2 separate regions of the Homo sapiens genome follow, and region 2 is linked to region 1. A link is an interaction called in ENCODE POLR2A ChIA-PET data of the cell type or tissue named here. Cell type or tissue: PC-9. All regions are shown on one strand.

Evidence for each region. ChIA-PET counts read pairs that join two places held together with the same protein. Peaks named below come from ENCODE experiments on the same cell type or tissue, not always from the same donor. Only the 100,000 strongest peaks of a DNase experiment are listed, where the experiment ranks them.
Region 2: POLR2A ChIA-PET joins it to region 1 with 8 read pairs; 2 of 35 experiments call an interaction of 5 or more read pairs at or near these places.

What each region holds. Positions count from the first base shown.
Region 1 is chr3:194,461,811-194,464,310 of GRCh38, forward strand. ATP13A3 (ATPase 13A3) reads right to left here. Exons shown (of 34, transcript NM_001367549.1): 3 at 330-426. The coding sequence starts at 380. Among named protein-coding and RNA genes, the nearest start is that of ATP13A3, 24 kb to the right of the region's middle. In PC-9, no CTCF peak of the experiment used is centred here; no DNase peak of the experiment used is centred here.
Region 2 is chr3:195,384,341-195,386,840 of GRCh38, forward strand. The region is part of intron 2 of ACAP2 (ArfGAP with coiled-coil, ankyrin repeat and PH domains 2); the gene reads right to left. Among named protein-coding and RNA genes, the nearest start is that of ACAP2, 57 kb to the right of the region's middle. In PC-9, no CTCF peak of the experiment used is centred here; DNase peaks (open chromatin) are centred at 831 and 1,411; H3K27ac peaks cover 1,355 bases.

The DNA of each region.
Region 1 (2,500 bases):
TTGTAAGTCAAAATTAGAAATCTTTATTTGGGATTGTATTTAAATCTTTTATTTAGGATTATATTAGCCAATGTTACCTCTTAAATCACCAAATGCAAAAACATACTTCTTCTCAGTTTTAACAGACCACAGGTAAAAAAAGAATTATACTAAAAGCAACTAATAGACATATTACACAATCCCAATTCAAAAGCACAGGATGAAGAAAGAAGCCCATTGAGTTAGCTGCTGCCGCCACTGTTGTTAATTGCATTTTTCTAGTCCCTAAAATAATAAATTGCAGAGATAAAGTCTTCACACATCACCAGTAAATTAGAACAGCTGGTTACCATTTCATCTTCTTGACCCTGATTGATGGTCTTCCTTTCTTCCCTGTCCATACCTACAGTGGATTAAAGGTCCAGTGCTTCAAACAATGGAAGATCACTGAGGGAAGAAAGGGAACAGACGTTAGGGAACTATCTTCTATCTTAGTAGACGATACAACTGCATTCTATCAACTGTCTATTATACAAGGGGTCCCCAACCCCTGGGTCACGGACCTGTTAGGAACAGGGCCACACAGTAGGAGGTGAGTGACAGGCAAGCAAGCATTACTGCCCCAGCTCTACCTCCCATCAGATCAACAGAGGCATTAGATTCTCATAGGAGCACAAACCCTACTGTGAACTGCGCGTGCAAGGGATCTAGGGTGCGTGCTCCTTATGAGAATCTAATGCCTGATGATCTGAGACTGAACAGTTTCATCCCGAAACCATCCCTCCCCACCCGTAACTGTCTTCCATGAAACCAGTCCCTGGTGCCAAAAAGGTTGGGGACCACTGTTTTATACCATCGAAGTGTTCTTTTAATATTTAATAAGATTTTGTTTAAATTTGAATTCTTCCAAAGTAGTGATGTATTCATCACTTGCTCATGGGATGTATCAAACTTTAGATGACCCTTAAGTAGTTTCTAAAGTGCTAGCTGGTTCTAATGACATTTTCAATGGGATACCAGTGCTTGAATCTGTATTACTTAACTACCACAAAACATGGCATATTTCATTAATTCATTTAGACTAGCAACTACTGTGATACAGGACAATTTATATTGAGAGGAACTACTAACAGAGTCTTCCTTTTTCATTCCACAGATTCAGAAGTAGTGTAGTTTAACCATCTTGAGCTAAAAGTACTTCACACAACTCAAAATTATTCACTGTAGCATAGTAAAGAGCTATGGCACTAGCAATGAAACCAAGCCAAAAACTTCTCAGAGATTATTAATCATCCAATAAATATTTACTAAGCACCAATTACATAAATGGCAATCCCTGGCCAAAAGTCAATCGCTATGGCAGGTTTACTCCTACTGGAGAGCACTCAGCTGACTCCATCATTCGATTCCAAGTCCACTGGGCAACCTTCTGATTATTCCTGACTACCTACAAAACTTGTCCAGGGAAAAAATTCATTGAGCCCACTGACATATTTTTCCTTTTTTTTTTTTTTTGTATTTCAAATATTAAACATTCAGCTACACATTAAAGAAATTTGCAAGATGTAAAACGATGCCAGTTTTCTAACTTTTTGTTTTTTTAGAAAATATCTTCCAAAAATGTTACTTAAAATATAATTTTATTTTTGTAATAAATATTTGAAATATCAGTTTTAATTCATATATGGTATCAATAGCTATAGTCCACATAAATAAAAGCTCTTTAGCATCCACAAAAATTTTCAAGAAGGTAAATGGGTTTCAGCCCCCCGAGTGTGATAACCACTGCTTTACATGAGGCTGATCTCACAGTAGGACTATTACTGCCTTCGTTTCAGATCCCATACCTCTACTCATCTACCCAGTGCACAGCAGGCTTGACACACGCTAGGCACTCAAAAATGCTTACTGAATAAATGACCTGATTTAAAAAATGTGCACTAAGTAACAATACCTATTTATTTTAAGATGATATAAATTAACAGCCAAGTAAAAACCAAATGCAGAATTTTAAAGTAACCCCATACATAAAGATTGTTGAAACTTCTTGGTGTTCTATCATAAAGCAACCAATAAGAGGGGTCTATCTGCCCAGCGTGGTGGCTCACGCCTGTAATCCCAGCGCTCTGGGAGGCCAAGGCAGGCAGATCACCTGAGGTCAGGAGTTCAAGACCAGCCTGGCCAACATGGTGAAAAACCCCATCTTTACAAAAATACAAAAATTAGCCGGGCATGATGGCGGGTGCCTGTAATCCCAGCTACTCAGGAGGCTGAGGTGAGAGAATTGCTTGAACCCAGGAGGCGGAGGTTGTAGTAAGCTGAGATCACCTCACTGCACTCCAGCCTGGGCGACAGAGAAAGACTCCATCTCAAAAAAGAGAAGGGTCTGTCTGTACAGTTACTTACGTCGTTTTAATAATTTCACTCCTAACTACGACATTCTTATCAAATATGTGAATACATAAACATTGGTGCAAAAATAAATAACCAGTAAGATACTGAACTCAGTGCCATTGTGGAA
Region 2 (2,500 bases), 920 kb after region 1:
AAAATCAAAATGTAGAACAGTGCTAATATTTTTGTTGAAATGGGGAGAGTCATTTGTACTGAAGAGTACAAATACTTTTATATACTTAGAAAATTTTGTGAAAAGGCCAGGCATGGTGGCTCACGCCTGTAATCCCAAAACTTTGGGAGGCCAAGTTGGGCAGATCACTTGAGGTCAGGAGTTCAAGACCAGCCTGGCCAATGTGGCAAAACCCCACCTCTACTAAAAATACAAAAATTAGCCAGGCATGGTGGTGCGCACCTGTAGTCCCAGCTAGTCAGGAGGCTGAGGCAGGAGAATTGCCTGAACCCGGGAAGCAGAGGTTGCAGTGAGCTGAGATCATGCCACTGTACTCCAGCCTCAGTGACAGAGCGAGGCTGTCTCAAAAAAAAAAGAAAATTGCACAAGGGCGCAAGAGAAACTAGTTCAGTGCATTCCTCTAGGAAAGAGATTAGAAAATGACTGATTTTCACTGGGTACACACTTTTTTACCTTCAAATTGTGTACTACATAGGTGGTATTATGCAACAAATTAAATTCAAAAATAATTAAAAGTTTCCATAAAAACAAAGAGAGACAGGTTAATAGTAAAATATTACGGCAAAAAATATAGGGTTCTCAGCTAAGTCTGCTTAGGTTCAACCTACTGTCATACTTAAACATCTAAGTGAGACTGAGTGAACTTAACCTCAACAAACTTCCATTTCTTCTTCTGTATCACACATAACAATGGTACCAAACCATATATGGTTACTAAAAAAAAAGACTAAGGGAATGCACATAAAGATTCTTAGCACAGGCGTGGCTCATGCCTGTAAGCCCAATACTTTGGGAGGCCAAGATGGGAGGAACTCTTGAGGCCAGGCATTTGAGACCAGCCTGGTCAACAACCCTATCTCTGTATTCAAAAAAAAAAAAAAAAGATTCTTAGCACAAACTTACTGGCACATGGTAATTATTCAATAGAGATTTGTGCTTCCTTGTCAGAGGGAGAGGTTTTCCTATTGTTGTTTGCTTTTGTTTTGTTTTACTAAGAAACAAACTTAGTAAAAAAAAAAAAAAAAATCTTTATCTACTTAAGATAGAGGTGGCAGAGAAGGGAAAGGAGAGAGATGCTAAAGCAAAGTCCTGAGGAGGTAAGGGGCTTGGAACTGCATAGAAAAAGGGATACTTTTATTATTCAAAGAAGCAGAAAAACTAAAATGGTAAGAACAGATTCTGTTAAACTTCTAGATTAGCAGCAAGAAATAAAGGCATTCCCACCAAGCAGAAGAAGAGACAAGGTCATCTGTTGAGAATGAAGAACAATGTGGCAAATCCTGAGGTCTTGAAGAGCCACTAACGGTAACAAGAAAGGCACCTGACTGGGTCTGGAGGAAACTGCTTTATATCAAGAATTCCAGGAATGTGTAGCACCATCAGTTGGTTTCACCAAACAGTTGTGTAACTTCCCCTGTAGGGTTTTATAGGCCAGATACGGGACAAATAATATAGATGGTCAGACTTAAAATAGTGGAGAATTCTGCAGAGTAGCTATTATGGAAGGGACATGAAAGTCTCTGAAGAGAAATAATGATGTAATAACATTAAGAGTACTCTGAAAGGGATCATAGCAGCATTATTTACAACAGCCACAAAAGGGAAACAACTCAAATGTCCATCAACTGATGAATGGATAAACAAAATGAGGTACATCCATGCAATGATGCATTATCCAGCTATAAAAACAAAGGACTGATACATGCTACAACATGGATGACTCTTAAAAACATGCTAAGAGAAAGGAGCTAGTCACATAAGACCAAATATTGTATTATTCCATTTATTTGAAATGTTCAGAATAGGCAAATCCAGGGACAGAAAGTAGATTAGGTTGCCAGAAGACAGAGGGAGAGGAGAATTGGGAGTGACTGCTAATAGATACAGGGTTTCTTTTTGGGGTGAAAAATATTTTGGAATTAGATAGTGGTGATAGTTGTACAACACTGGGACTATACTAAAAACCATGAATTACTCACTTTGAAATACTGGATTTTATGTTAGGTTAATTTTATCTCAACTTTTTTTAATTACAAAAAAGAGGAATACATTGAAGTGTATTTAAAAATTATCTGAGCAGCCATAAAAAAGAATGGGTTCATGTCCTTTGCAGAGACATGGATGAAGCTGGAAACCATCATTCTCAGCAAACTAACACAGGAACAGAAAACCAAACACCGCGTGTTCTCACTCATAAGTAGGAGTTGAACAATGAGAAAACATGGACACAGGGAGGGGAACATTACACAGCGGAGCCTGTCAGGTGCGGGGCAAGGGGAGGGAGAGCATTAGGACAAATGCATGTGGGACTTAAAACCTAGATGATGCGTTGATGGGTGCAGCAAACCACCATGGCACATGTATACCTGTGTTACAAACCTGCACATTCTGTACATGTATCCCAGAACTTAAAGTAAAATTTAAAAAAAAAAAAAGTGATCTGGAATATCACAAGCGGATA